Regions from separate parts of the Homo sapiens genome. Here region 1 is linked to region 2. The links are chromatin loops, found by intact Hi-C in ENCODE. Cell type or tissue: endothelial cell of umbilical vein. All regions are shown on one strand. Links, peaks and the distances in the headings refer to the core of each region. The heading gives the core; the rest is flanking DNA. Region 1 holds the start of MIR6080 (microRNA 6080). Region 2 overlaps RGS9 (regulator of G protein signaling 9).

Region 1 (16,132 bases), core at 2,798-10,797, 420 kb after region 2:
CCTCTCTGTTTCCTCTTCTCAAAGTTGGGGTTGTGTTAGTACCAGCCTCACAGGATTATTGTGAGGATCAAATGAATGAGTGCGTATGAAGCTCTTAGCCCAGTTCCTGGTCCCAGATGTCAGCACCTATCCTCCTCATGATTAATTAATTAATTACATGTTTACTGTGAGCTCTGCACCAAGCCAAATGCTTTCAATAAGTTACTCAATCCAGACAACTCCATTTCCCAGAGAGGGGAACCCAAGGTTCAGAGAGCTTAAGTAACATGTCCAAGGTCCAACCAGCTAGTTAGTTACCTTGAAGACCGGGTCCCAAGCAGGCTGAATTGTGCTCCTAGGCCCTGCCCCGCCCAGGCGGGAGGTGTCTGCCTGGTGAGCAGCGCCAGGGGAATGAAAATAAACAACACGGGCTGGCCTGGGTCTTCGAAACTTTTCTAAAGAATCGCTTGTGTTTTGTTTGAAGGCTCAACCACCGGAATTATCTCTTGGAGTCTCCGCATAGGTTCCGTGTTGCTGACCTCCGGCAGGTGAGAGTGTCATGCCTACCCCGCCCAGAACTCTAGAAAGACTTCATTCCTGGAGAAGTCAGCAAGGAAGATGGGAGAGAGGGTGTCTGTAGTTTACTGAAGAAGACAGCAGTCTGCAGCTTTTCTGCAGCTCAGGGTGGGTTGCCCTGCTGCCCCAGCTTCCTGGGCAGGGACGGATACCCCCAGCACCCCTGAAATAAAACTCCAGCAACCCCAGGATCGTAGGGAAGAGAGTTTGGAATACTCCTTTCCCCAAGGGGAGGGTACAGTGGATTTGGGTCTCATCTATAAATCCCATAAGCCCCGAGTGACCTCAGTACCCACGGGCTGGATGCTGCCACTACTCAGCCTGATTCAGGGAGGTTTTCTTTTCTTGCCCGCATGGAAACTGGGGGTAGAAGTTCTCTAGGCAGGGTGCCATGGCGACTCAGTGCAGCTGCTTGAAAGGCCTGGGGCCTCAGTTTACCAGCCCTCCGCAGATCGCAGACGGGGTGTATGAAGGATTCCTACTTACCCTCCGCAGATCGCAGATGAGGTATATGAAGGATTCCTCAAGGCCCTGATTGAATTTGCCTCCCAGCATGTCTACCACTGCGACCTGTGCACCCAGCGCAGCTTCATCTGCCAGATCTGCCAGCACCACGACATCATCTTCCCCTCTGAGTTTGACACCACAGTCAGGTATGCGGGACACCCAGCCAGCTGCCTCCCAGCCCTACCCTTCGCCACACCCACAGCCTGGCCCAAGCACGCAGGGCAGCAGGCTTCGCTCTATGGGCAGGAATGTATTGAACATCTGCTTTGTGCCGTGCCAAGGGGCGGTGCAGTTGTTCAGGGCAGCCCACGCCCTGGGCAGTCATGGCCAGCTCTGGACCAGTTCAGGGGGCAAGACAAGCTCTCCCAGGACTCCTCTGCCTCTACAGAACCATCTGTCTTCCTAAAGAAGAGGTGGCTGCCGGCTCTCTGAGTGGAGCCTCCTGGGGTCTCAGTGTATGCATGGGTTGAGGAGGGTTGTATGAGTTACCGCCCTGCACTGTTGGCATAAGACCAGGCACAAAGTGGGCACCTGGTGGGTGGTAGCTGCCACTGCCACTGCTACTGCCTCGGTTGCTGAAATGATCCCTCTTGTTCCCAGTTATTGCTCATTATCAGCAACCTCTCAATGGAAAAATTCATCCAGACCTTCCTGCAACCCATGTGGGAGTGGAAAACTGAACTGGGAACATTAGTTCTTTTTTTATCGGTGTCCACTGGCCGGGATTCAGCCCTGAATGGGCCTGGGAGTGAGTTTTTAAAATTATACAGTCTTGGCCGGGTGCGGTGGCTCACGCCTGTAATCCCAGCACTTTGGGAGGCCGAGGCGAGTGAATCACTTCAGGTCAGGAGTTTGAGACCAGCCTGGCCAACATGGTGAAACCCCGTCTCCACTAAAAACACAAAAGTAAGCCAGGTGTGGTGGTGGGCACCTGTTATCCCAGCTACTTGGGAGGCTGAGGCAGGAGAATTGCTTGAATCTGGGAGGCAGAGGTTGCAGTGAGCCTCACACCAGTCTGGGCAACAGAGCAAGGCTCTGTCTCAAAAATAAATAAATAAATAAGTAAATGCTTTTTAAAATACAGGTAAGAAATCTTTAATGAATCTCAAGCAGCATTTATAAAAAATGCAGTAGGACAGAGAATATCAGTGTGCATTGTGTGACGTATGGGTAAGCACTGTTTCGAGAATCTCCTGTTCCGGGATGGAAAGGCACAGCGTGCGTGCATGGGTTACACAGTATGTCACAGCCATATCGTGGGTTCTGGTCAAAAGTGCTGGCCAGCGTGGCCACAGGTCAACCTCCAGCCCAGCCGGCACCAGCAGGTGTGCTGCTCTCTCCCCAGGTGTGCCAAGTGCAAGACCGTCTTCCACCAGAGCTGCCAGGCTGTGGTGAAGAAGGGCTGCCCCCGCTGTGCTCGCTGACGCAAGTACCAGCAACAGAACGTTTTCGCCTGATGCCCCTCTGCTGATCCCACTCTGAAGGCCGGGGGTGAGTGTGGCTCAGCCATCCCAGCTGGGTTTCCTATCAGCCCAGGATACTCACCGTGTCACAGCTGTGTCCCCTTGTCAGGAAGACCTCAGATGTGACCAGAGCACTGGCCTCCTACAGAAAGCCCAGGAAGTCCCCATGATGTCCCCTGGCCCTCCCCCCACCCCTCTGCTGCAGGAGGCGTGGCCACCACCAGATGCTCCCTGTCTGGGGCAGGCAGGGCCGTTTACTCACCAGGCCCTGGCTCACCAGCGTCCCGGCGCCTCCGTTAGGGCTGGCCAAACACTGTGGAAAGGGGACTTGGGGAACATTTTCAATTCCACATTCCTGATTAAAAGGTCTGGTTTTTTAAGGTGGGTTTTTCCCATTCATATTTCAACAGAAAGTATTTTTTATTCTTGACCGTATGCGAGTCACCCATGAAATCCAGACATTTTCACCCCCAGCGGATGCACAGGAGCCTCTCAGGCCTGTCCTAGAGGCAGCGGGTGGCTGTTGGGCAGGCCACTGCTGGGACAGGGCCTGTGGGCCCACCCAGTGCCTTTCCTGGCCCTCACTGCCAGTGCCAAACCGCCCCTCAGCAGGGCAGGGCCAGTCCTGGTGACCCCACTTCCTCTCTGTCTCCTCTTTACTCCCCACCCCAGTGCGTCTCACCTGCTGAGCCCACCCCTTTCTCAGCGTCAGAGCCCCTAGCTCTTCTCTAGCCTGGGGCCTTGGCCCCATTAGGAGAAGGAGAAATGACTGGAAACCAGCACTTTCAGCACTATGAGCCCTCCTCGGTTTAGGGAGGGTCGCCGTCTTGCCCACCCCCAATCCCCGTGCCCTCCTCACCCCTCTACAGACAGGGGCACTGCTGCAGATGCTCCAGGCCCACCTTGGTGGGTGCCCGGGGTCACCCTCTCTGCCTGACTGACCCCTGCCAGGGCACAGATAGGCAGGACCCTAGAGACAGCAGGCAGCTGGGCCCTGCACTGTGGAGAAATGACCTGGTCCTTCGCCCTAAGCTGTGCAGGGCATGCGGGGGAGCTGCCCTGTGGATGCAGCCGCCGCCTCACAAAGCTATGAATTCCCAAAGCATCACTGAACTTGCCCAGCCAGGACACTGGAGACTGAAGAACTTCCCCGGAGCAGGACTGCCTTTGAAGGGGCCTTGGTGCTGGGGTGGGAGCCTGGAATTGTTTTTGAAGTGAAGTTCAGACCCTCCAGGCTTCAGGGAAATGTGGGTTTGCTGGTCTCTCTGTCGCCTTCTCCCACCTCTCCTGGACCCAGCGGGCCCTCAGTCCTAGCTGTCTTACCTGCGCTCAGCTTGGAGTCTGAGGCCTCAGGTGGAGATCCACCTGTCACTGTCAGAGATGAGCCCACCCCCACCCCTCCCTGGGGGTGATCAGCTGCTGAGTCACCCACCCAGCTTTGGAGCTGGATGCCTGTGCAGAACAGAGGTGGCGGTGGCAGGCAGGTGGAGGCTGTGCATAGCTTCTCCCGGTCATGGCGCACACCTGTGCCCAGATGCCAATACCTCCTAAGCCAGGAGCTGGGTTATGCACCTGCCATGACCACAAGCCTGGCCTGGTCAGAGCCCTCATTGCCCCATCCCTGAGTGGGCAGGAGTCTGGCCTGGGGAGGGCTTAGGCCTGTGAGGATTCTTCCCGAAGGCGCCCTTGGAAACAGACTAATTCTCAGGGAAATCAGATTGCGGTAAAATGGGATGGAAACAGACAACATTCAGATCTGCGATTTCCTGTCCTTGAAGGCCCCTTTCAGATTACAAGTTGGCACCCTCTGCCCATCTAGGTGCCACAGCTTCCCCCAAGGACAATAGATGGTAGGGCCAGAGAAGAGAAGAGAAACTGGGGGAGGGAGGCCCAGTGGAGGGCCATGGCACATGACCTGGTTCTGCCCTGCCAGTGGGCTCAGCCCCTCTCCATCCTCAGCCAAGCGCCTCTGAGGGCACTTGTTTCCCCTTCTCACCCATGTTTTTTTGAGACGGAGTCACTCTGTCACCCAGGCTGGAGTGCAGTGGTGTGATCTCGACTCACTGCAACCTCCGCCTCCCAGGTTCAAGCAATTCTCTTGCCTCAGCCTCCCGAGTAGCTGGGACTTCCCCTTCTCTTCTGCCTGAAGGAGGACGGGTGGTTTGGAGATTCCAGTCCAAACCCCAAGAGCTCATCACATAATAAAAGTGTCATAATAGCTGATATAGGCAGGCACTGTGGCTCACGCCTGTAATCCCAGCATTTTGGGAGGCCGAGGCAGTCAGATCATTTGAGGTCAGGAGTTCAAGACCAGCCTGGCCAATATAGAGAAACCCCGTCTCTGCAGAAATACAAAAATTAGCTGGGCATGATGGTGGGTGCCTGTAATCACACCTACTCAGGAAGCTGAGGCAGGAGAATCACTTCAACCCAGAGACAGAGGTTGCAGTGAGCCGAGATTGTGCCACTGCACTCCAGCCTGGGCGACAGAGCCAGACTCCATCTCAAAAAAAAAAAAAAAAAAAAAAATAGCTGATATATGGTGTACGCTGGGCATGTGGTAAGCACTGCTTAGTGGATCTCATTTAATCTTCCCAATAATCCAGTGAAGTGGGTGTTACTATTGATAGGAAAGAAAGCTGAGCTGCAGAGATAAGGCAGAACTCCCAAGGCCTACCAGCCGCCAAGCAGCAGAGTGGGGCATCATACCTGCCTGACCCCACGCAAAGACCATCACCACTGCCAGCCGCTGCCTGGCTGTGCTGCAGGTGGGGAGAGACCTAAAAGGTAGGGAGGGAGAGAAGATTCCTCCAGTCACTATTTTCTAAGCATGTCGGGCACCAAAGACCAATGCTGAGTTCTGCTGTGTGCCCACCCTGGAGGGTCCCAAAGTGCCACCAGGCCTCAGACACACTGAGATTCTCAGAGGAAGTGTAGACTCACGGGTGGGCAACGCCTAGCAGGGGCAAAGATACAGAGGTAAGGGAGTTCCAGAACGAGTGTGGCCAGATTCAGCTTCCCATCCAACCCTGGGCCCCCAGGAGGTGGAGTCAAGAGGGGCCATGGCCTGGGGTGTGGGCTTCTCTTCGTCCCAGAACACTGGCCTGAATCAGCCAGCTCTCCGCACACACAGCCACGTCCATAGGCACAACTGTTTCTGGGGGCCCCTGAGGGCAGGGGGTCTGCTAGGGCTGTGGTTTGTGACGTGTGGAGTGAGCGCAGGCTCAGATCAGGGCGAGGCAGCTTGTCCAGAGAGGCAGATAATTCCCAAACAGAAGACCCCCAAGGCGGAGGGCCCTGGGGCTGGACTCCTGGCCCCCAGGAGGTTGTTCTGAGCTTACCCTGTGGACGGATTGGAGGGTGGACCTCTTTCCCCGCAAGGGTCAAGAGGGAGTGGGGGATGGTGGGAAGGCAATCTGGCCAGGAGAAGCTGCGCGGGAGACTCCCGCCATCCCCAGTCCCACCATCTCAGCCCCGCGGCCTCTTCCTCCCTGGAGACAGCCAGGATCCCGGGAGTGGCCCAGGATCCCGGGAAATGCAGGGGAGGGGGTGGCATCTTTCCTCTTCAGGCGCGGGCCTGGCCCAGAGGCGACAGGAAGCCAGGACGCCGGGGATTGTCTCTCGCAACCGCAGCCCAGCCCCAGTCCGGGAGGAAGTTCTGCCGGGCGCTCTCCGCCGGTGCCTCACTGGTTATAGTGCTATACAGGAAACCTGGCAGCGCCGGAGCCGCGCGGTCGAGGAGGGAGCGCGGGACGCCGAGCCCACGCGCGCCTGCCGGGACAAGTGGAGACGAGGCCGGCGAGCGGACGCCCCGAGGTGCCCGGGCAGGCAGTGGGCCGCCGAGCGGGAGTTGAGGTGGGAGGTGGGGTGGGGGTGGGGAAAGGGGCAGGGTTGGGGAGGGAAGGGTGCGGCAGGTGGCGGGTCCGCACCCGGGAGCTCCGCGCGCCTGCTCCCCTTGTCTCCGTGCTGGGGCGGGAGCTGCTCGGGCCGCATCCCACGGGGAGGAGAAGGTAGGCGAAGGGCTGCCCTCCCTCTGGAGGCGGGTGGGGAGCAGGCCCAGGCCCCTAGCGCCGACCCAGGCGTTGACGCCGCTGTAGCTTGCGTCGCCTGGGCAGTGGACGCAGGGGACCTCCTGGCGACGGGTGCGCTCTCGCGCTCCAGGGATCCTCTCGGCCCCCACCAATCCCTCCCCTTCTCTGTGTTCCCGCAGGTTGGCGAAGGAGCTGTGGCCGGGTCCCCTTCTTATCCAGCCCGAGACACTGCGCTCCGGTGGGCGTCCCTGCGCTGGGAATCCCTCTCGGAGTTTTTCCAGGCCCGGCCGGGTTGCTCCGGGAAAGGCCCTGTTGGGGGAGGTGGGCCCGGAGCTGGCAGGTCTACAATCCGGTTGGAAGGGCTCGCAGTGGGTGATTCAGGGTGCCAATGACCTCCCCGCGAACGGGAACGCCCGCACTAGACAACCAGCCCCAGACCGGCATTCCCAGAGCCGCAGGCGGGAGGGACGCAGGGACTCCGGGACAGCAAATCCCCGGGGGAGAAGGGAAGGGGGAAGGCGGGACAGGGGAGGCCCACCCTCCTTGGGCTCCGCTAGCGACCAGCCAGCGCCCCTTCAGACGCAGCCTTCCTGGCTCCGGACCCCGGCTTTCTGCTCCGGTCCTCGTCCCAATGCCCCCCAAGGTCCCCAGCAGAGGCATTCAGGTTCCTCCTCGCCCCGCCCAGACGCAGCTTCTTTGGGTATGGGTGACAGCACTCCTGAGCGTCGCTGTCCCTATTCGCTGCCGTTGCCAGCTCCGATTCCGCGAAACCTCTCCGGCACCACCTCGGAAGCCCCGCCCAGGGCGATGGTCCGGGCCTAACCTGCCGGCCCCGCCCACCCGGCCCTTGGGCTCCCTGAGGCCCGCCCAGCAGACGTGAGTGCGCTGCGGGGTCCGGGGGGAAGGGGCGCCGGGGCAGTGTCCACCTTGGGGTTTGTTGGCTCTGGGCAGCTCGATGACCCCGCCTCCGGGGCCCAGTGTGCTTAGTGACTCAAGTGTATACCCTTTCCTAGTCGAGGAACGCTTGACAAAGTGGCGAAGGAGCCCTACGGGAGTCCCGGATTGGACCCTGCTCCTTCGGTCCCTCAGCCTCGGCAAGCCGCGGTCTCCTGGCCCTTGGCCTGGGTCACCTTAGGAGGCAGGAGGAGATGTGGTCAGTGTGGGAGCTTGGAGGGGCCATGCACTTCCGGAGAAGACCACCGACTCATGGCTTTGGTGGAGGGGCGCCGGCAGATTTAGTTAAGCTCTCCCCCATCCCTGACACACCCAGCCGGGGCGGGAGCGGGGCTTGTGACCACTCCGGAGAGCTTTGAGGGCCCCTGCTTTGGGACTCCGCACGGACAGTCACTGTCTCAGAGTGCATTCTCCAGGGGCCACTCTCTTGGGGACACTGTAGGGGTCACAGGGCAGGTGGGCAGCCTCTCTCGGGGGGCGGCGTGAGAGCCGGAGAGCAGGGGGCGGGGGCGGGCCCGGCTCGGGCTCACGTCTGCGTTGAAGCCGCTGGGGAAGGGGAGAGAAACCGAGAGAACCGGTTCCCCCGCCTTGACAGCGGAGGCCCCCACACCAAGGCCCTTGGACTAAGCGGGGCAGGGACAGCCTCCAGGTAGAGCTGTTCGCCGGGGCGCCTGCAGAGCCCGCATCCCAACCCTGACCCCGGGGCCGGGGCGCAGGCTCCTGGAGGGAGGCGTCCAGGCGGGACAGGGCCCGGGGAGCGGCAGGAAATGGGCTGCTCTTCCCACTTGACTGACGGGAAAACTAAGGCACGGTCAACTATCAAGCAAGCGTGGTGTCGACCTTAGAGCAGGTAATCACCCCTCGTTTTAAAGCCAAAGTTTCCCTCGCAGTCGATTTGGACCAAGACTACCCACAATCTCCCCACCGCAGGACTGAAGCGAGGCTGAAATCTTAGAATCAACCCCACGGAATGAAGAGGTTGTCCTAATTCCAGCACTGAGTGTAAGAATGGAAGCCTTGCATGTGATTTTATTCAAGTCCTCATTTTAGAAATGGGAAAACTGAGGCCCGAAGGCGAACGGCAAGTGCAGCATCGGGACTCGAACCCAAGTCTCTCCTCGAGTGCTGGGCTATTCCGGGCTCAGTGGTCTTGACTTCCGCGGCCCTCTTCCTTGTTGCCTGCAGGAAAATGCCGCGGCCGCAATGGCGGCGGATGTGGAGGGGGACGTGTACGTACTGGTGGAGCACCCCTTCGAGTACACCGGCAAGGACGGGCGCCGCGTGGCCATCCCGCCCAATGAGCGCTACCGGCCGCTGCGGCGCAGCACAGAGCACTGAGCATTGGTGGCACGTGCGGCGCAAGCCCGGCGGCCGCCCCTTCTACCTGCCCGCGCAGTACGTGCGCGAGCTGCCTGCGCTGGGCAACCCTGCCGCTGACGCGCCGCCAGGTCCCCCCATCGGGACCCGCAGCCCCTGAGCCGCTCGCCTACGACTACCGGTTCGTGAGCGCGGCTGTGGCAGCGGCCCCCAACGGCCCCCCAGCGGAGCCCCGAGGCGGGGCCAGCTCCCTGTGCGGCCCTGCGCAGCGCGGCGCCGCGAGCCAGCGCAGCAGCCTGGCGCCCGGCCTGCCCGCCTGCCTGTACCTGCGGCCCACGGCGCCCGTGCGGCCCGCGCAGTCCCTGGACGACCTGACGCGCGCCGTCGTCTCGCCTCCCGCCGGCAACCTCGGAAGCAGCGGCAGCTTCAAGGCCTGCAGCGTAGCGGGCTCCTGGGTGTGCCTGCTGCCCCTGTCGCGCAGCGACTCAGAGAACGTCTAAGAGGCCATCCAGGAGGTACGCGGCCCGCCGCGGTAGGAGATCGTGAAGCAGGTACGACCCCGGGCGCGGAGGCGGGGAGGCTCGCTGAGGACAGCGCCCGCAGGGAGCCTGGGCTCGAGGAGACCCACTCCGCTCAGCGTCGGGCATGACGCCCACCTCTGTCGGAAGACTTCGGATGAGCTCCCTCTCCCCAGCCGCGAAACAGTGCAGGCCCCCATCCCTCATCTGCAATTTCCAGGCTCCAAAGCTCCCTGGAAGCCCGAAAGATTTTTCGTAATCAAATTGGTGGCAAAATTGCGCTTGAACTGATATGAGGCTGTTGATGGTCTTTATTTATCGCACTTGTGTGAATATTCATGTTTTGCTGCAGAAATGCAAATAAGCTCGATGGCCGGCTGCTGCCCCAAGCCCTGCTGGGAGGTTATGTAACCTACAGCAGGTGGGTGCCACATATTATCTTTCCAAGTCCCAGCTGTTCTATATTCCGAAGTGCATCTGGGCACGGAACGGGGGATTGCGGGCCTGCCGCCAGCTCAAGGAGCCTGGAGTCAGATGAGAGGGTGGATGTGAAAGTCAGGCGTCTGCTTCCCTTTGAGGGTGCTTCCAGCATTTCAGTTCCTTTTTTTTTTTTTTTTTTTTTTAAAAGAACTCCTGATGGGTTTGTTTCAGAAAGACGTGTTAAGTGAGGTTGTTTTTTCCCCTCTTCAGAATCCAGTTGTGTTAATCTGGGAAATCGAAAATAGAGCACGTTTTACAAACACTCTTGCATCCTCAGAACACTCTGGGGGACTCTGACATTTTGAACTTTAGGAACTTTTCAGGGAGGGGCAGCCCGAGGGGGAGAAAAGGATGCTTAGAACCGTTCTGCCATCTGCCACCGGCCGTGTGATGATCTAGAGGCAGCTCTCTTCCTCTCTCAGGGTCTCGGTTTGTTCTTTAGCACAAAGGGAGGGGATGGACAGATGACCTCTGAACCTTGGGAGCCTCTGATTTATTTCGCTGTGCCTGATGTCATTACCATGAACACTGATGCCCACCATGTGCCAGGACTGAGTCCGGGATGCCCAGACGAAGGAGACACGCCTCCGTAGGCCCGCTGCTGGGTGTTCCCTCCGCCTGTCTCGTTACAATGCAGAGCTCAGGTTTTGAGACTAGGGAAAGGGGAACTGGATTTTGCTGGGGCAGCTGCCAGCTGCTGACAGCCACTTAACTTACAAGCGAGGACCACCCCCTCCCCCCCCAGGCCCAGCGTCCTCTGGTGTAAGCACAATACCTAAGGATTAGGGTTGTGAGCCTTAAATGAATTAAGGCTTCGAAGCGCTTGGCAGCAGCAGGGGGTCCACCCAGACTGGGTCATCCTCGTTTGGCTTCCCTGGGTCTGCGCCGCCTTCACTCTGGCTCCTGCAGCGGCAGCCCGCCGCCTTGTGGCCAGGGTGGAAAACGGCACCCGGCGGGCGGGGCTGGAGACCGCGGCTGGTTCCTGTTTCGCGCCCCTGCCAGCCAGCCAGGCAGCTTCTCTGGGATGGGTGGCTGGATGCCAGCGCTCTTCCCCCGCAGCGCCCCTCCGTTTCCTGCGCAGGCTCCCGGTGGCGCACTTCCCGGCCTCTCCACATTCTCTGTCCTAGTGACGGTGGGACGGTGCCTGCCCGTCTGAGCGGAGCCCCTGGAGGTGGGGGAATGGCCTTGCTCTTTGAACCTCGCATCTGGCCCAGGGTCTGGCTCAGACAGAGTGCACAGAGAGTGTATGTTGAATAGGGCGGAGGTGCGGCAGCCCCTTACCTATGAGCCAGGCCTCTGTAGGTCTGCCCAAGGGCCACCACCCCAGGCCCCAGGACCAAAGAGGAAGGAGACTGCCCAGGTCCTGACATCTCCTGAGAAGACAGATCACCCCGGCTGCCAGGGCGCCTGCCAGGTGGCCCCTCTGCCCATCCTTCCTCCAGCTCCCAGCAGGTTCCCAGTTGCAGTGGCATATGGGGGGAGGGGCACAGGTGATGAGGGCAGGGGACTTACCCAGGGGGGAACTAGGACATTGGCCAGAGACAGGCTGCTCCCTGGCCCCACTTGTGGCCCTAATTCACTATGTGACCTCCACAAGTCACTTTGCGTCTCTGGTTCAGTTTCCTCCCCTGTGCAATGAGTGCAATAATACCACGTTCCCTGCCACGGAGCTTTATTCAAGAGGCAGCTGTGGCTCTCCCTGGTGCTCCACCCCCAACAAAGTCCAGGGTAGGGAGTTGGTCCTGCCCCCACAAGGGAACCCCACCCCTGCCCTTAGTTGTCCCAGGCGGCATTTCCCCACCATAATCCTCCAGGCCCATTCACTCGTTCATTAGGCATGAACTAGCCAAATAGCTGCAGAGCCCTGGTGAGCCTTTGGATCTAGAGAGGACTCAGGCACAGCCACGGTCCTGGGGGACTCACCCTCTTGGATAGGAGGCCAGCAACAGAAGACATGGGGCCGGGGCTCAGAGTGGAGCATGGGGTTGAGAGTGGGTGCCCACCGGGGCAGGGCCTCATGAGCCCTTGCCAGGAATGTGCACGTTATCCTGCAGCTGCTGTGAGGCTTTTAGCAGAGACAGGAATGGGATTGAGAAAAAAATCCCTGTGGCCAGGGCCTCAAGAATGGCCGAAGCTCTTGGTGGTCTCGTGGGCATGTGGTGGTAACAGAGGTTTGGGAGATGGATGGGCAGGGTCTGGGGGCCGAGGGAGGTGGGAGGGAAATCGGGTTGAGTTCAGATTCCCAGCTGGCACTTGTGGGCAGACAGTGGTGCTGCTTACTGAGTTGGGGGGTGGGGGGGACTTGGGGAGGAGCAGGGTGGAGAAAGGTGGGGCCTGCCTGGATTTAGGTGCCAGACAAAGGGAAGAGAAGCATGAGAGTGCTGGCTCAGAGGACAAGAAGTGTCCAGAAGAAAGATGCACAGGAAGGTGACGTGAGAGAAAGGCCATATAACACTTATCCGAAGTGGCCACTAGAAGCTCAGCTGGTCAGGGGGGTGCTGAAGGCAGAGGGCAGTGGTCAGGAGTGAAGTGAGGGTGCGAATTGAGTGTGTAGACAACAGACAGAAGGAGAGAGAGAGACACAGCGTGGCCAGAGGGGGTGTAGGTCATAGATGGAAACATCCCCAGGTTCAGGTGGGTGGGCAGGAGATGGGGAGGCTGAAGATGGGGAGGAGATTGTTGCTGAGAAGGGATCTCGGAAGAAAGTGGGTGCAGAACAGAGGGGGCAGGATGTGGGGATGGCATGGCACGGGGGCACTGGGGAGTGTATAGGGACCCCCGTCTGTCAGGCGGCAGCTCAGGGCTTAGGGCAGGCTACTGGGCAAGGCCAGGGACCCCCAGAACAGAGGAGTTCCTGCCATGGATGGTGTTTCACAGCCTTGTCACTCCCCATGCACTCTAATCGCACATATTGAGTACTTGGTGTGGGCTGGTCACTGTGCTGGACACTGGGGACAAAGTGTGGTAAGACGCAGTCCCAAAGGGGCTAACAGTCCTGTGGGCTCTTGCTCAAAGGCTTGTAACCCAGGGTTAAGCTCCCAGCAGCTTGGAAGGCAGGTGTAGGCACCTCCATTTGCCCTGAGTACAAACAGAGGTTCAGAGAGGTTTAGTGACAGGACGAAGCTCATACAGCCAGGAAGTGGCTGTGTCCAGGACAGTTCCAGGCCCCTGACCCCAAGCCCCACCCTGGCCAGCAGGTTCAGTTTCAGCCAGGTGGCCTTTAGGGTTGGCCACCCTGTTCCTCTCAGCAAGAACAGTACAAGCTGAAGGCAAGCAAGCGCTCCTTCTTCTGAGCATCCTGCGTGCCCAGCCCTGTGGTGGGAGAGTTGATGTCCCAGGAGAGGGACGTCTCCTGTTCTCTTGCTGCCCAGGAGAGGGCAGAAGCAACCCCTTCTGAGAGGGGAGACAGGGAGACAGGGAGAGGTAAGCAGGGATGACTCCTCCTCTCTCCCAAAGAGGCCACTCAGGGAGCCCTGGGAAGCCAGGCCAAAGGCGGTGCAATAAAGGGGCCTCTGAGACTCTTCCCCATGGCTGTGGTCCTGGCTCTGGGATCTCAGGGTGCAGTCACCATCCCCACCCAGAAGTGGGAAGGCCCAGGTGGGTGGAGCTGGCCTGGAGCCCGCCCCTGCTGCTGGGGCATTGGCCGCTGGGAGGGAAGTTCCAGCCGGTCTGCTGCACCTTCTTATACAAGCAACCCTGGAGGCGCCGCACCTGAGCAGGCAGCCCCGACTGGAAGGAGCGGGGGCCCTCATTTCTCCTCCTCCGCTGGGAACTGTGAGTGAGCCCTTGCCCCTGAGGGACTAGAGGGCGGCCACAGCAGTTTCTCCACTCTCTCCCCTCCCTTTCCCAAATCCTAAAACCCACCTGGGGGCCCCTCCTCTCTGGATCCAGGCCCAGCACCCACTTCCTAGGACAAACTCCGAGGGCAGCCCGAGGCCGCTGTGATTGAGAGAAAGAAACTGGCCTCGGGACAGACCCACCTGTCCCCACTCAGGGCCAGCCAGGGAGCCTTTGGCAAGGGGCGTTGGTAATAGCAGGAAGCTAAGTCCAAATTGAGGGGACTCCAGCTAGCCCCTTGCCTGTACTCCCTCCTCCAACAACCCTCACCCCCACCCTCCAGCTGGGGCAGCCGCCTCAGCTGTCTCCCTCCCAGGGACTCACCTGCAGCCCCAGGCTGTCCCAAGAGCCCCTCTGCCTGCCTAGGACCTGACTTAGGAGAGAGCAGCTTCTTGGGTACCCCTCCCACCCTCACCCCACATTGCTGTCCCCCCAGAGATCTCCCTGCACACCCCCCCAACTCCCCTGCAGGCCACATGGTCTCTGGGGGTCTCCCTGGAGCCTGCGCCTGGTTCTCACCTCTTTAGTCCCTGGCTCCCTTCGGCCCCCAGAGGCCTGAGATGGGCCCCACCTGCCCCCTCACTTCCTTCCCAGGCCTCAGTAGTTGACCTCACTCTAGACCTATTTTTTAATGTTTATTTTATTTTAATAGTTGTGGGGAGCACGTGGTGTTTGTTCTTTAGTGGCGATTTCTGAGATTTTGGTGCAGCCATCACCCGAGTGGTGTGCACTGTACCCAATGTGTAGTCTCTTGTCCCTCACCCCCCTCCCACCCTTCCCCCACTCCCAAGTCCCCAAAGTCCATTATATCATTCTTAGGCCTTTGCCTCCTCATAGCTTAGCTCCCATGGACCTATTTTCTCTGCCCTTCTTAGAGATGACTATGTCCAGTACAGGGAAGGGTGGGCATCAGTACTTCTGAATGCCAGCCTGGATGGGTGGTCAGTGCCAGGCCCTGGGGAATGGGAAAGTCCATGATCGTGACCAGGGGGTAGCTGCTGACCAGAAATGCGGTCGGGGCTCCATGCCTGAATGTTAGGGAGATTCAGAGCTGGATCTGTGCCGGGGAGTGAGAGGTCAGCGGCTGTTTGTTCATATTGAGGGGGAAATAGGGCTGCCAGGACTAGGGCTCTGGGGCACAGGGGCATAGGGGCACAGGTGCTCTTGCTAAATTTTGGGAAGCTCTGTTTCCAGATTGCAGAAGGATTCTGGTGTTGAGGGAACTTGCAGAGCTGTTGCCAGGTGAGCCCCGCAGGACCCTTCTGTCCAACTGAGGCCCCTGTGGGTGCCCACCCTGCCTCCTTGCCTTCTCCTGGCTGGGGGTCCCCTGTGAGGCATGAAGGGAGTGGGGCAGGGGCCCCCGTCCAGGCCTTTGTGTCTGTCTAGGGGCTGGGCCAGAGAGAGGAAGCAGAGGTAGCAGAAGGGCCTGCCTGCAGAATCCTCCCAACCTCCCCCTTCCTTTCTCCTCGTTGGCCCAGTTAAATGTGTAAATTACTATTCCCTCCCTATAAAAATAGCTTAACTCCATTACAAATATTTGAATAATAGGAGGAAATCTCAATCAAATGACTGTTAGCATGTTGGTTTCTTCCCATTTATTCTGCCTTCTTATGTGTATGTCTTGGGCAGTTCCCATAGAGACATCACAGCGTAATGACGATTGTGCCTTCTGCTTTTTCACTTACCATATTCACCTAGTCAGTGAATGTCAGCTGCTGTACTGGGCACTAGGGAGCAATGAAAAATAAAGGATGGTTCCTGCCCTCAGGTAGCTTACTGTCCAGGAGAAATTGAACAGCAGATCCAATTATGATATGGTATGGCATGGTAGTTATGGTATGGCAGATATGATATGATATGACATGATGCATCTGCAAAGAGCTGTGGGGGGCATGTTGGAGGAGCCATCCTCCCAGAATCTTGTTCGCAAGAGGGAAATCCAAGAGTGCTTCCTGGAGGAGGAAGGTGTTGGCAAAGATGAATTCAAAAGGTTTCTACAGTTCCCTCTCATGAAACCCTCTGGACCTGGTGCCTTTTTCAGTGGCAGATTTTTTTTCTCATCAGTGGTAATTAGTTTATTTAAGTTTCTACTCACCTTCTAGTTAATTTTGGCCATTTTATATTTTACTAGGAAAGCATTCATTTTCTCCAGATGTGTAAAATCTCCACTTTTAAAATTTATTATGAATTTCTTTGTGACCAAGTAAATGATTTTTCTAAGTTTTTCATAGACATATAAGAAAAATGCATATTTTCTTATTTTTATTTTTATTTTATTTTTTTTGAGATGGAGTCTTACTCTGTTACCCAGGCTGGAGTGCAGTGGCACAGTCTTGGCTCACCAAAACCTCCACCTCCTGGGTTCAAGCGATTCTCCTGCCTCAGCCTCCTGAGTAGCTGGGATTACAGGTGTGCGCCACCAAGCCCAGGTAATTTTTGTATTTTTAGTAGAGAGGGGATTTTGCCATGT
Region 2 (16,132 bases), core at 3,477-11,476:
TACCAAAGCAAAAACAAAAACAACCAACGCGTAGAGTCCAGTTATGGGGCTGTTTACTGGGACTCTGGGCAATTTCAGAGAAGCTTCATGAATGCTCGTTACTTTTAAGCGAGCGGAAAACTCTAGTCATACCCAATATGGGACAAAGGCCACTGCAACAAACCAGGGATTGAGGTATTTTAAAAATTTATTGAAATGGCACTATTCTAAAGACTAAGTGGGAGCAGTAAAAGTTATGAGAACTAGGATAGAGTCTAGGAATAGGGACCATGGAGCCACTGGGATACGTTGAGTGTTTCACCATAGGACATAGCTGTAATGGCATATAGGGAGTCCAGTGGGCATATATGCCATTCTTTTCTGCAGTTACCAATGACTGTTCCATTCTGGCTAGTAACTGGCCTCCCTGGGCATCCCCTAAAAAGCCGTATGAAAACTACAGGTTTTTTTGTTTGTTTGTTTGTTTGTTTTTTGAGACGGAGTTTCACTCTTTCGCCCAGGCCGGATTGCAGTGGCACGATCTCAACTCACTGCAACCTCCACCTCCCAGGTTCAAGTGATTCTCCTGCCTCAGCCTCCTGGGTAGCAAGATTACAGGCATCCACCACCACGCCCAGCTAATTTTTGTATTTTTGGTAGAGACGGGGTTTCACCATGTTGGCCAGGCTGGTCTCAAACTCCCGACCTCGTGATCTGCCCACCTCAGCCTTCCAAAGTACTGGGATTACAGGCGTGAGCCACTGCGCCCAGCCGAAAACTACATTTTTAAGAACCAAAACGTTTTAAAATACATTAAAGAGGATTATTATTAAAGAAACCCTGCTGTGAATCGTCTAGTAACAAAAACAAAGAGACAGCCACTGATTCAAAACACACAGAAACACCCCACTGATTCAAAAAATGATGAAAATGGCTAATCTGGCTTGGCGGCAATTCTAAATTATTACATGCTTTAAAAACAAAGTAAAAATACTTTTAAATGATACAATAAAAGACTAAATAGAAGAAATATAAATCAGGAAAGCTAATCAGCATTTACCATTCACACAAACCTATATACATAACCTATATCATATAACCTATATCACATAACCTATATCACACAGCCTATATCACATAGCCTATATCATATAAACCACATCATATAACCTATCTCATATAACCCACATCATGTAACCTACATCATATAATCTATATCATATAACCTATATCACATAACCTATATCAGATAGCCTATATCACACAACCTATATTATATAACCTATATCACATAACTGATACCACATAATCTATATCACATAACCAATATCACATAACCTATATCATATAATCTATATCATATAACCTATATTACATAATCTATATCACATAACCTATATCATATAATGTATATCATATAACCTATATCACATGACCTACATCAGATAGCCTATAACACATTACAATCTATAACATATAACTCATATCATATAATCTATCTCATATAGCCTATATCACATAACCTATATCAGATAGCCTATATCACATTATAACCTATATCATATAACCTACATCATGTAACCTATGTCATATAATCTCATATAACCTATATCATATAACCTATATCAAATAGCCTATATCACATAACCTATATCATATAACCTGTATGACATAGTCTATCTCATATAAGCTATATCACGCAACCTATGTCATATAATCTATCTCATATAACCTATATCAGATGGTCTATATCACATAACCTGTATCACATAACCAATATCCATAACCTATATCACATAATCTATCTCATATAACCTATATCACATAACCTATATCAAATAGCCTATATCACATAACCTATATCCTATAAAGATACTTTGCCCTTAAAGAAATCATTGCCATAATGAGAAGTTGAAGCACCCAAAGAAAGTCTTGTCAAGGATGGCACCAAAGAAGAATCAAACTAGACAAGTTCTTTAAGGCTAACTCTGAGCCTCCGATTCTAGTTTCTTAAGAAAATGATTGATTTTTCTCTCAGGTACCCTTCACATATTTTTTTTTAAATTCCCACCGCATTCGCACTTTGTTAATAATCCAGAGGGCTATCTAAATTCTCACAGGGTCTTACTACAATCACACACACACAAATTTGTCTCTCCTAGACACTACGCCTCTATGTGTAATATTTGCCTGGGGCCAGGGTGGTGAGAATTGCCATCACTCTGCAGCAGAAACTAAGAGCTCGGCCTTGAAACCCAGGCAGACCTGGCTATGAATCCCAGCCCCATCTCTGGTGAGACCTTGACCAAGCCACTAGATTCTGGAGCAGCAAAGCCTAACTTGTGGGCTGTCTTTGAGCATAAAGTTCTGTGTTTCGCACAGCGACTGCACCTTGTAAGCCCTCAACGAATGATGGCTGTTATTATAATGTTGTCATTACTAATGCCATTACTCCTACCTGTCTACTGCTGCAGAGTGGGGCCCGTAAGGATGCACACAGCTTCTACAGGAGTTCCTCTAGGCCCGTGGGTGAGGGGCTCAAGGCAAGTCCACCCCAGTGGACAGGTGGAAGAGACGGTTGACAATTCTGGGGTTTTTCTCTTTCTCTCTCTTTCTTTTTTATATAAAGACAGGGTCTCACTGTGTTGCCCAGGCTGGTCTCAAACTTCTGGGCTCAAGATATCCTCCCATCTCAGCTTCCCAAAGAGCTGGGATTACAGACATGAGCCCCCATGCTTAGCTGCATGCCACAACCGGCAAAGCTCTATCCACGTATCCTCTCTCTTTTTCCTATATCTAAAGAATTTTCCGGGTACTTAGTGACAGAAAGCCTATCTGGACCCCGTATCCACAGCACGGACCCACCTACCTTCTTCATGAGCATGTAAATGTGGGTTTGTGCGGCGTCCAGCACATAGCGGTGGGGGTGCTTCAGCCCCTTCACTGTGATGTCCATGGTTTTGCCATCTATGTTGATCCAGCGCCTCGCCCCCGGGGCCAGGAACAGCCTGGGGTGGGAGGGAGATGTTAGCAAAAGTAACTAAACCAAGTCAATTCATGGATAGCTCACAGCTGCTTGGGAGGGAAGGACTGATACGAATCGGTTACCGAGGGTGAGGGTGGTGGTTTTTTTAGGAGACACTAAAGAGCATGAACTTTTGAAGAGGTTGTCAAGCAATTTTTCCTTGAAGCAAGAAACTTCCAGTATTGGGAATATGAATATTTAACTTTGATGTTTCCAACCTCCAGGAGAGAGAGCAAGAAGGGGCTGGGGCCCAGGTCGGATTAGGTCCTGGCCATGAGGGTGAAGAACTCAGCCTCCAACTTCACACCTTCTGCACCAGGATTCCAGGGGCAACCTGGGACCAGGCTAAGACACCTTCACACAGGTGTTCTGGGGGTCTCTGCTCTCCTCCCAACCCACATGTGCTTTGTAATGAATTTCACATGCTGTGTCGAGAGGCAGCCCATAGTCCCAGAACCCAGAGGTCTGACCCGCTGGGCAGACAGGCCAAGGCTCCCAATTAGACCAAACTTGGCCACACTTCCTGAGCCCGTGGCTCTACCTGGGATGTCGGGATGCAGAGCTCTCTCAGTATTTCCAGTTCTGAGCTGTTGCTGAATTAGAAATACTCATATGAATATTTTCCTACCTTTCTAAGATGTACATTAAAATTTTGGAATTGAAACTGAGATTTACATAACATAACCAGGGAGCCTGGGGAAGGAAACTGGTCTAATGGCAGAGGCAGCGGGCTTCCTGTAGCAGATTTTTGGAATCAGGAGTTGTGTGTGCGTCACTGTGTGTAAGGCAATCAGGCACCCATTGTACTGCAAAGGATGTCATGGAAGCTTCCCGGACCGACAGCCCTCCCCACTGCACCCCACCCGCACCCCCATTTCTCTCAGCGCATGGATCCCCTCCCTGTGGGAGGAGCTGGGCAAATTTGCAATAGAGTGTATGAACCTCTAAGTATAAGAAGAAGTGAGACCTCAAGCTTTTCTCTTCAATGCTGCTGGTGCTTCTCTGGAAACCGGGGTGTTGCAATCTGAGTTCATTTGCAGGAAGGACATCCAGGGTCCAGAGGCTAAGTCCTCAGAGGGAAGGGGCTGTTTGGCCTGCTGCCCAAAGTTCAGCACCACAGTCTGGTGACTGCAAAGGGCTGGTTCCAGCCCAGCGTGGTGCTTGGGCTTTGGGCAACACGGCTAAGCATGTGAGTATGAACTAACAATGCTGGGCCCTCAGTATCCAGGACTCATGTCCACTGCAGCCAGTGCAGATGAAAGGACCCACAGAGATGGGACCACAGCAGGACAGGAGCACCCACCAGGCCTGTAGGGGGAGGAGTGTTGGGGAGGGGGAGTGTGGCTTTCAGCAACCTTGGGAGCCTCATCACACCTTCCCCTCCCTCTCCACCTGGCCATTGAAAACAGGACTGACCCTTTTAACCTGGAACTCTTGGCTTTTGTGTAATTTGGAGGAGAGACAGTCATGGAGAGGGACAGACTTATTGCTGCTCAGAACAAGTGGGGGCTGGAGCCGTGATGTCAGGAATGAGATGTGCCCACCCATGTTTGTACCCCAAGCTGCGCTCACTGTCCCAGACATGTGGGAGGAGCTCCCTTCCCCTGTGTTCCTCACATCTCTAAGGAAGCGTGAGGAATAGGTTTCCCATCTTGCTGCTTCTTCTCTCTCTCTCTCACTCTCTCTCTCTCTCTCTCTCTCACACACACACACACACACACACACACACACACACACCCCTCAGGACACCTAAGAAGGCTTTAGTCAAAGACAGAGCACTCTGCACTGTAATTCGGGACAGCTTGCTTTTTTAACCCCTAGACACATTCCCATAGGAACAGGTGACTCACACTGCATGTCTCACCAGGCTTTCTTCAGGGAACCCCCAAACCTCCCAAAGCAGCGGGGAACTATTTCTAGCATGGCAAGTACAGTGAACTGATGCTGACCAGGGCCCAGCCAGCTACCAGGCTGTTGTCCTCTCATCCTATCTTCACCTCAAGCACAATGGGGTGGTCCTCAGAGGCCCAAGGGAAGGCTTTCCAGCACCCTGGCTGATGCTCACTTGTAAATCTCCTCTGCTTTCTCCTTGACTTTGGACTGATCTCCATACTTCAGATCCTCGCAGGCTTCCCAGAATCCCAGATTCTCTCCTGCATGGTGAGAAGTCCACGTGGATGAGGGCCGGGCAGGAAATAAGTTGGAAGAAGAAAAGAGGAAATAAAAGAAATGAGTCAACCGGGATGGATTCCATTTCCCAGCTCAGTGAACACCTTTCCTGCCGCAGAACAAGCTATTGCACATTGTGATGCTAGACAACAATACTCCTTGGGGAAAGGAGCCACATCTTCACTTCTACGGCCTGGAAGAACATTGGGAACTTAGTAATTGCTCAATACGTGGCCTTAGAAATAAACTAGATTGGCACCTACCATGTTTGCAGCAATGCATTCACACCGTGGCAGCTTCCTTTCCTCCAACAATACACAGGCCAGAGTTCATATCACCCCCCAGAGGTTGTCGTACTCTTTTTTATTCTAGAATTTGGCTGTAGGAAATATTGCTTGAACGAGCTCGCACATGAATAGGCTTCTATACATGCGTTGCTACGCTACGGTTTTCTACATCAAGACCTCCTTCCTTTGCTCCCGTTGAATGACTGAGCGTGAGTTCTTCCTCCTTTGTTTGGCTGTGCTTAGAGAACCCATCATTTGCAGTCCCTCACCAGACATATTCCAGGCCAACGGTTCTTACAGAGAGGCTGTTCAAGAAGCAGTGCTGATGGACTGACCCTCAGGGAAGGTCTGGCCAGGAGCAGGACTGAACTGAGCATCACCTGAGCCAGAGGGGATTGGCCCAGAAGGAAAAGCCAGGTTCCCCCAAATCCTTCATCTCCCTCCAACTCGAGGTTCTCTAACCTGCAGCGTCCAGAGGTACCACGCATATGTTCATACAGTGGTCCCAGGTGGTGATTTTTGCCTGGGAAAATAAAGACGATCACAAGAGAGAGCAAGTGTGTGTGTGTCTGTGTGTGTGTGTGTGTGTAAATCGTGGAGTGTGTCACAGTGTGGGGAAATGAACAACAAAATCCTCTCCTCTCTTTTCTCAGTACAGTTGACCTTGAACAATTAAGGGGTTAGGGCGCAGACCATTATGCAGTAGAAAATCCAAAAACTTAACTACAAATAGCCTACTGTTTACCAGAGGCCTTACTAATAACATAAACAGTCAATGGACACATAAGTGGATATGTATCTACATATATATTTTATGGATTCATGATACCTTTTCATAACTTTTTTCTATTTCTAGGCTATGCAGTTCATCTGCAAGTTTTTTCAGATTGTTGCAAATCCCCCCAAGTTTTTAAATATATTTACTGAAAAAAAAATCCACCTATAAGTGGTCTCGTGCAGTTCAAACCAGTGTTGGTCAAGGGTCAACTGCATTTTTTTAAAAGCTCCTGGGTGCTTCATATTAGAAAAGGCTGCACAATTTTAAACTAGTTGGCATTTGTCCCATAGCTCTATAGAGGTCCTTCCTTTTCAGCATGAACTTTAGGGCGTTCTTTGGACTGAGATCACAGACCAGTGATGCTCTCAACTAAAATGTAACTGATCTGACAAAAGTGCCATGTAAACCATCTTGCCCATAGCAAAAGACAGTTGATTGCTTAGTAAAATTAAATAAGCAATTATTCGTGATAGCCAGTAAGTGGAAAGCACTCAGATGTCCATCGATAAAAGAATGGATGAACAAAATATGGTGAAGACTACAAGGGAATATCATTTGGCCTTAAAAAGGAAGAAGATTTCGGCTGGGCATGGGTGGCTCACGCCTGTAATCCCAGCACTTTGGGAGGCTGAGGGGGGCGGATCACAAGGTCAGGAGTTCGAGACCAGCCTGACAAACATGGTGAAACCCTGTCTCTACTAAAAATACAAAAATTAGCCGGCCGTGGTGGCGGGCGCCTCTAATCCCAGCTACTCAGGAGGCTGAGGCAGGAGAATTGCTTGAACCAGGGAGGCAGTGGTTGCAGTGAGCCGAGATGGTACCATTGCACTCCAGCCTGGGCGACAGAGCAAGACTCCGTCTCAAAAGCAAATGGTTAAAATGGTAAAATTTATGTTACATACGTTTTCCCACCAAAAATATTAAATGAGCACACAAAAATATGTACACCAAAGTTCATAGCAGCATTATTCATAACAGCTAAAAAGTCAAAGCAACCCAAATGTTCATTAACTTACAAATGGATAAGCAAAATGTGGTACATACAAACAAGGAAATATTATGGGGTCATTAAAAAGGAATGAAGGAAATATTATGCAGTCATTAAAAAGGAACCACGTGGCCAGGCGCAGTGGCTCACGCCTGTAATCCCAGCACTTTGGGAGGCCGAGGCGGGTGGATCACCTGAGGTCAGGAGTTTGAGACCAGCCTGGCCAACATGATGAAACCCCGTCTCTACTAAAAATACAAAAATTAGCTGGGCATGGTGGCGGGCGCCTGTAATCCCAGCTACTTGGGAGGCTGAGGCAGGAGAATCACTTGAACCCGGGAGGCAGAAGTTGCAGTGAGATGAGATCACGCCACTGCGCTCCAGCCTGGGCGACAGAGTGAGAATTTGTCAAAAAAAAAAAAAAAAAAAAAAAAAGGAACAGAAGCGCTGTTATATGCTGAAACACAGACAAGCCTTGAAAACATTATGCTAAGTGAAAAAAGACAAAAGGTCACATATTGCATGATTTCGTTTACATGAAATGTCTTGAAGAGGTGAATCCGTAGGGGTAGAAAGTAGATTTGTGGTTGCCTAGGGCTGGGGTGCAGGAGAAGCAGGAATAGAAGATGATTCTAATGGGTAAAGAGTTTCTTTTTAATGTGGCAAAAATGTTCTAGAATTAGTGATGATGGTTGCACAATTTAGTGAATACACTAAAACCCCTGAATTGTACACTTTTAAAAAGTTAATTTCATCATATGCAAATAATATTTCAATTTAAAAATCTTTTTAAAAAGTAAATGAGCAAATTGATGATTTATCTGCCCTGTTCATACCTAAAGCCTCAGGAATCTCATGAGGAGATTGCTAATAATACGGTTTAAATAATGCAGGGAAATCTTTTCGCTGGATTCTCACTAAGGAATTAGTGGGGGGGAGATAATAAATTCAGGGTGTATGTTGTCACTTTGCCACTAGATGGCACTATAACCACTTATTCGCCAGTCCATCCATCTTTTCTGGGTTTTGTTCTAGAGCAGCAATTAGACTTGATTAGGGAGATGATTATCAACAATCCATATTATCATGTAATGTTTTGCATCCGGCAGTCAGCCAGGCTAAAGGCATGTCCAGTAGGATTCGTTTCTGGAGCAGTGCCACAGACAAGTGGATCTTGGGTAGTAAGCAGCTGAGTGTCAAGGCTCAGGAGTGATGCCCCCAGGGCTGGGTACTGAGCAAGGAAGTAAAAGAATCCCGTAAAGGTAAATATTTCAATGAAGGTGGTGAATGCACAGCCTGGTTCTGATCTGGCCTCGTGTTTTTTTGTGGATGCTTCTCCGGGAAGTGCAGTATATTTAAAAAGCCACAGTCCTGGTGCAGTGGCTCACGCCTGTAATCCCAACACTTTGGGAGGCCGAGGCAGGTGGATCACTAGAGGTTAAGAGTTCGAGACCAGCCTGGCCAACATGGCGAAACCCTGTCTCTACTAAAAATACAAAAATTAGCCAGGTGTGGTGGCACGTGCCTATAGTCCCAGCTACTTGGGAGGCTGAGGCAGGAGAATCACTTGAACCTCGGAGGCAATGGTTGCAGTGAGCTGAGATCATGCCACTGCACTTCAGCCTGGGCAACAGAGCGAGACTCCATATCAAAAAAAAAAAAAAGTCACAGTTCCCCTCATGAGGTGACATTCAGAGATGGGACAAAATGTGGCCCTGCCCATTTCACTAAAATCCACACCCTCCTAAGGCCCTGAAGAAATCAGGCCAGGAGCTAAGGTGATGGCTGTCAATCACCACACATTGGAATCATCTGGGGAGTTTCCAAAACTTCAAGGATTCCAACCCCCACCAATTTAAAAGCAACTTTAGGGATGAGATCCAGGAAAACATGTTTTAAAATATCCCCAGGCAGACTGAATGTGTAGAACCACTGAGCTAAAGAGAATCAGGAAGCCAGGCGCAGTGGCTCACGCCTGTAATCCTAGCACTTTGGGAGGCTGGGGAGGGCAGATCACCTGAGGTCAGGAGTTTCAGACCAGCGTGGCCAATATGGTGAAACCCCATCTCTACTCAAAATACAAAACAATAGCCAGGTGTGGTGACAGGCACCTGTAACGCCAGCTACTTGGGAGGCTGAGGCAGGGGAATCGCTTGAACTAGGGAGGCGGAGGTTGCAGTGAGCTGAGATCATCCCACTGCACTCCAGGCTGGGCGACACAGCAAGACTCTGTCTCCAGAAAAAAAAAAAAGAAAGAAACAAAGAAAAAAGAAAATCAGGCTGGGAGACAAAAAGAGAAAGAAAGGGAAAGCCTGCCTGTCTCCCTTCCCTTCCTCCAGGTTCATTATATTTAGAGGCTGACTAGAAGGAGCGGGGGCTCCTCGGGTGACAGTGGGGGCATCCAGGATGGATGGAGCCCTCAGAAATGTGAGGGATCCTGATGTAGATTCTGTGAGCAGGTGCAATTTTCCCCCAGACGGTGGGGCCTCTTTGAGTCTATGGAAAGAACGAGTCTTGGGCTCAGGTCCCATTCTTAAAGCTGTGAAAGGAAGCAACTGTTTAAGGGCATAAGCAAAGCTCTGAAAACATCTGCTGAGAAATTCCCCAAACCCTAGGCTAGACATTAAAGGACTCTTTCTAAAAGTAAGTTATTTTAATTTTTTTTTGTAAACAAAGACCCACCACTGAATTCTTTCTTGAGGAAGTACTGGAAGCTCTGTCGACCTTTGGGGTCTCGGATCAATTCGCTGAAGTTGAAGGCCCATCGTTCCACTCGCATCTTGGTTGGGATTTCCACCCTGCAAGGATGATTTGTAAATGCACCAGAGAGGTAGCGGTTGTGACAGGTGGTGGCCTGGGTTGGGGTGAGGGCCTTTAGTCTCATGGCCCAGGGCTCAATTCAATCCTCCTCCTCCCAATCCCTGCATAACACACAAGCCAAGTAATCACTTGCTAGGAAGATGCAGCCACAGACAAGTCCCCCGGGGCTCACATCAAAGACATGACCATCCCAGAGGTGAGGAGGATGCCCACCGTGGGGAGCCCACACTCAGGTCCTGCTCACTTAACCTTAAGGACAAACGAATTCAAATGCCTCCTCCAAGGCATGGTAACAGCCTGGAGCCTGGCCAGCAGAGGGTCAGGCTGCCACCTGGACTAGGAGAGAATTCTGGAGCAGCATTGGTGATGGGTGCTACAATCACTGCCACCTGCTGGGTGCCTATCACCCACGACAGCTGCCCCCCTACCATGGCACACCCTGGCTTCTGGTGGGAGCCGGTGGCTCCTCCTGTACCTGCCTCAGGCCATGTGCCTCGGAGTAGACCCATTTGCCATCTCTGCACTCCCTTTCAGGGCTTCCTCTAAGATGCAGGTCCCACTGCACCTCCTTGTTTGGAAAGATTTCCCTGATCCCAGGTAGGATATTCGAGCCCAGCTAGCAGAGATCTAACATTCCAGAGAATCAGAAAAAGACTCAGTGTTCTCTCCTATCCCTTATGGAATTCTCCTAAACCTAACACAGACCTTTGAAACTAAGGTTTCAAGTCCCTCACACCATTTTTCCCACTGATGTAGCAGCTAGGACCAGAACCAGGCACAATTCATGTCTATGGGATCCAAGATAAAGCATGCCAAGCAAGTTTTACACTTTCCATAAGAACAAGTGTACAAACAATAAGAAAACTGATAACATTAACAACTGCCATTCACAAAGCATTGTCCTATGTGAGGTACTGTGCGTTACACACATACCATCGAATCCTTAAAAGAACACTATGAATTGAGTATTACTATCCCATCTCATTGTCAAGAAAACTGAGGCTCAAAGAGATTAAATACTTGCCAAGTCTCACATAATTAGTAAGAAGCTGAGTTGTGATGACGACAGTGGTTTGCAAACTTCCACATGCATCAGAATCACCTGGAAGATGCATTGAAACAGATTGCTGGGTCCCAACCTCAGAGTTTCTGATTCAGTAGGAGTGGGTGGGGCCCAAGAATACGCATGTCTGACAGGTTCCCTGGTGCTGCGGATGCCGCTGGTCCAGGGCCCACACTGGGAATCAACGCTGTAAACCAGCCTAAGAATCCTGGCTGTTTGTGAAAATCAGCAGAGCTTTCAAAAAACGCTGATAGTGGTGAGACAGCAACCCAGGCCAACCAAATAAGAGGTTTGGGAGGATAAGGCCTGAACGTTGATGTTTTTGTTAAGCTTCCCCAGTAATTGTAATACTGTTCTAAAATCTAAACCATTAAGAACAAGACTTCCCGCTTTCATGTGAGCTAAGCTATGAGGATGCAAAGGCTTATGAATGACACGATGCACTTCGGGGACTCAGGGGAAAGGGGTGAAAAGGGAGTGAGGGATATAAGACTAAAAACGGGGTTCAGTGTACGCGGCACAGTTGATAGGTGCACCAATAAAAATATATATATACATATACTTACAAATACATATATGTGTATATATATATTTGGTTCAATAAACATATAGGATCCACAAAAAAGAACAGGGCTTCCCACTTTAATGGGGAGTTCCAGTTGTCACCCACCCAGTGCCCTCTGATCAACGGTTCTTACACAGAACACACATTTTTCTTCTTGCCAGCAATCTCTACCTGTCTTCAATACCATGCTCCCCATTTTATTTAAAATTCAGCGGCCATCCATCTCTCCTCCCCAAGCCCTCCTAGGACAACCCTCTTCCTGGCCAGATTCCCTGCCTTCTCCTCCAGGGAGAGCCAGCGTCCGCACATGCTTGTCCACAGGCAGACACAGGTCGCCTCTCTCATTCAGTACGCTGGGAGGCAGACATGGGCTGCAGAGAAGCACCCCAACAGCCAGAGCCCAAAGAGGATAAGGGAAGCCTCCCCAGAAGGTAGTTCTAGAGTCTTTGGCTCTGCAGTTGACCTTAGTAGACAGGGGACCCCTGACTCCAGAGGAGTGGCCTCCTTAACCTGTTGGCTGCCCAGAGCGGGCCACGTGGAATAGGTACCAGTGTTGCTTAAGATGAGAATCAGGGCCCTCCCAGGCCAGGCCTGCTTACCCAGCTGGGTCAGTGTCACCTGTGTGTTCCTCATGGCCTCGGCAGTGTTGACCCAAGCTGTGACCTATACCTGGCACTCCTTCCTTTCCCATCACCCCACCTCCCTCACACACTCAGGCCTGTCCCTTCTCCCCTGTCCTCCTCTCTCTCTCCCTCTAATTTGACCATTACACCCTTCTCTTCTTCCTCCCTCTGTGTGCCGGAACTCTCCTGTGTTTCTGCCTCTGCCCCCTCTTCCAAATAACACAAGCGTGCAGGTCCAGTGAGCAATGACTATTCAAAACTGACAAAAAAAAGCCAAAGGGTAAGGGAAAGGGCAGGTTTAGGGCCCTGCCCGCCCAGAACTTAAGTTTACGCTAATTAGATATCAAACATGCAAAGCCATACATATGATTTTTTAATTTTCAAAACCAATCTGTTGTTAAACATAGAGTCACCATTTGACTCAGCAATTCCACTCCTGGATATACACCCGAGAGAAATGAAAATATGCCCACACAAAAACCTGCCCACGAATGTTCATAGCCGCATTCTTCATAATAGCTAAAAGGCAGAAACCACCCAAATGTCCATCAGCAGATGAATGGATAAACAAACTCTAGTGCATCCATACCATGAAGATGATTCAACCATAAATGGGAATGAAGTTCTGATCCATGCTACAAGATTCGTAAACCTTGAAAACATGATGCTAAGTGAAAAAAGCTCGTCGCAAAAGACCCCATAGTCTTTCCTAGATTTCCTAGAAGCGCAATACCCAAGAGATGAAATCAATACACAGGTCAACTGACCAGCCTGTCCTCTTTTCCTGTATCGATTTAGTGACATACTTATTACTGTCTTCTTAGAAACTTGCTCGAATCGAGTAGCCCTTGGGATTGGCAAGTATTTGACAAAATCAGTTCCTCTTCTACTTGTGAAATGAAACATTGTCTGCCAGCCAGTCCCTCTGTCATTCCTCAGATTCCAAGTGATGCCATTGATAGGAAATGTCCAGACAGACAAATCCGTAAACACAGAAAGTAGATTCATAGTTGCCTAAGGCTGGAGGGCGTCCAGGGTTTCTTTTTTGTGTAATGAACATGTTTTAAAATTGATTGTAGCTCTATGAATATAATAAAAACCATTGAACTGTATGCTTTGAAGGGGTGAATTTTATGGCATGTGAATTGTAACTCAAAAACGGTTTTTTAAAAAACACCAATATATAAAATACATACAATTTGGCATTTAAGTCCCAGAACTGGGTGTCATCGGTGATCCAGGGGTTGCTGGGGAGGCAGCCTGACATGATGGCATCGTTGGATGAGAACTGCTCACTGTATTTCACAATCCTGAAAAGGAAACAGAAAATGATTTCCTAGAAGCTCGACACCCAAGATATGACATCAATACACAGGTCAACTGACCAGGCTGTCCTCTTTTCCTGTATCGATTTGGTGACATACTTATTACTGTTTTCCTAGAAATTTCCTCAAATCAAATAACCCTTGGGATTGGCAGGTATTTGACAAAATCAGTCCCAATTCTACTTGTGAAATGAAACATTGTCTTCCATCCAGTCCCTCTGTCATTCCTCTATACCTATTTCTTTTTCTTTTTTTTCTTTTTTTTTTTTTTTTGAGACAGCCAAGCTGGAGTGCAGTGGCACAATCTTGGCTCACTGCAGCCTCCGCCTCCCAGGCTCAAGCAATCCTCCCACCTCAGCCTCCTGAGTAGCTGGGATCACAGACGCGCACCACCAGGCCAGGCTAATTTTTTTTTTTTTTTGTATTTTTGGTAGAGATAGGGTTTTGCCAAGTTGCCCAGGCTGGTCTCAAACTCCTGGGGTCAAGCGATCCACCTCAGTCTCCCGAAGTGCTGGGATTACAGGTGTGAGCCACCATGCCCGGCCTTTCTGTATCTATTTCATTAAAATATGGCCTGTTTATATTTTATCAATAGGTTTTTAGATTCAAACCAACTTGGAGTGTTCAAACTTGTGTCTCTGCACCCATCTTAGAAGCCCAAAGTTGCCACAGACTCCAAGACTCTTGCCATGTTGGGTTCTACCCTTTCTCAGGATAATGCCTGGGTTTGGAAACTTAGGCCCATTATTTAAACCTGGGGCTTAATTGGTCCAAACACACTATTTGGAGGAAGAGCTAATTCCTTCTCTTCTAGCTATTATGGAAATACATACTGTATTATTATTAACTACAGTCATCCTTCAGTGCTACAGAACACTATCTAGCTGTAATTTCGTAACTTTTTTTTTTTTTTTGAGACATTGTCTTGCTCTGTCACTAAGGCTGGAGTGCAGTGATGCAATCATGGCTCACTGCAGCCTTGACCTCCCCAGCTCAAGCCGTCCTCCCACGTCAGTGTCATGATGAGATGGGACCACGGGCATGTGCCACCACCTGGCTAATTTTTTTTATTCTTTGTAGAGATGTGGTCTCACTATGTTGCCCAGGCTGGTCTTCAACTCCTAGACTCAAGCAATCCTCCTGCCTGAAACTTCCCAAAGTGCTGGGATTATAGGCGTGAGCCACCGCTCCCGGCCTAATTTTTTATCCTTTAACAAATACTTCCCTATCTCCCCTTCCCCCTTCCCTTCCCAGTCTGTAGTAACCTCTGTTTTACTTTATATACTTTCAAATAGCCAGAAAAGAAGATATTGAATGTTCCCAACACAAACAAATGATAAATGTTTGAGATGATGGATATGCTAATTACCCTGATCCTATCAATACACATTGTATGTATTGAAACATCACTATGTACCCCCTAAACATGTACAATTATGTGTCAATTTAAAAAACTTTTCTAAAAAAAGCTAATTCCCTTGAGTTGAGTCAGACCTTCTGAGTCAATGCATTTCCTGCTGTCTGGGTATTGAAAACCTGCTGTGCCTCCTCCCCGTAGGTGGGGAATTGTGTCCACAGTGAATGTGAAATGCACCTGCCCTGAAGTCTTCCCTCAGCCATAAGATTTGGACAGAACAGGATCCATGCCTTAGAGATAAACCACTGGTACCTTAGAGACAAGCACTGGGTTTGCAATTCTATTCAGAACTCAAGCCCCCTGGCTTATTCTCTCCCGAGACTCTCTTAGTCGACAATCAGACCTTTTTTATTTTTTTCTTTTTGAGACAAAGTCTTGCTCTGTCTCCCAGGCTGGAGTGCAGTGGCGCTATCTCAGCTCACTGAAGCCACCTCCTCCTGGGTTCAAGCAATTCTTGTGCCTCAGCCTCCCAAGTAGCTGAGACTACAGGGGCACACCACCATTCCTGGCTAATTTTTGTATTTTTAGTAGAGACGGGGCTCCATTTTGACCAGGCTGGTCTTGAACTCCTGACCTCAGGTGATCCGCCCCGACCTCAGCCCTGAAATCCTGACCTCAGGTGATCTGCCCACCCCAGCCTCCCAAAGTACTGGGATTACAGGCATGAGGCACCTCGACGGGCCCAGACATTTACCAGTGGAGAAGCTGGAGGTAAAAAACAACAACAACAACAAAAAAAAAAACTGGTTCACAGGTCAAAACACTAATGATGTCAAAATTACGGTAATGAGGTCCTGAGACAAATAAAAATTGGAAACTGGGTCTAAGAACTATCCTTGGGTCTCCTTCCATTTTCTTTCTGTTTGGTTTCATGAAACTGGGTTTATGGAACACGGAAGTAAATGGTTTTGAGTTTATCACTGAACAATGATGATTATTATAACCCAAAGTGAATGCCCCTGAGTACACAGGTGCCCTCCTCAGCTGGGATCAGGGCTTAGCAGCAGCAGAGTCACTGAAATGTGTGTGGGGTCAGGGCATATTTTCTCAGGCAGATGGCATTTTTGCAAACTGGGGACATAGGAAGATGTAA

The links. Hi-C counts contacts between places; a loop is a spot of excess contacts. Peaks named below come from ENCODE experiments on the same cell type or tissue, not always from the same donor. Only the 100,000 strongest peaks of a DNase experiment are listed, where the experiment ranks them.
Region 1: a loop joins it to region 2, with 8 times the contacts of the local background. A loop is called at or near these places in 18 of 110 quality-filtered maps.

The regions. Positions count from the first base shown.
Region 1 is chr17:64,771,643-64,787,774 of GRCh38, reverse strand. It overlaps MIR6080 (microRNA 6080), which reads right to left and starts at 7,016; the gene lies at 6,951-7,016. It also overlaps the pseudogene ARHGAP27P1-BPTFP1-KPNA2P3, the pseudogene ARHGAP27P1 and the pseudogene PLEKHM1P1. RefSeq lists enhancers at 400-1,599, 1,165-1,665, 2,037-2,796, 8,639-9,307, 9,308-9,977 and silencers at 6,542-6,641, 7,410-7,459, 8,713-8,772, 8,933-9,152. In endothelial cell of umbilical vein, for the core only: a CTCF peak has its summit at 10,743 (motif pointing left); DNase peaks (open chromatin) are centred at 6,254, 6,934 and 10,774; H3K4me3 peaks cover 2,311 bases; H3K27ac peaks cover 3,530 bases.
Region 2 is chr17:65,191,018-65,207,149 of GRCh38, reverse strand. RGS9 (regulator of G protein signaling 9) reads right to left here. Exons shown (of 19, transcript NM_003835.4): 12 at 13,494-13,607; 13 at 9,909-10,024; 14 at 5,070-5,157; 15 at 2,849-2,987. Among named protein-coding and RNA genes, the nearest start is that of RGS9, 62 kb to the right of the region's middle. In endothelial cell of umbilical vein, for the core only: a CTCF peak has its summit at 8,193 (motif pointing right); a DNase peak (open chromatin) is centred at 8,309; H3K27me3 peaks cover 384 bases.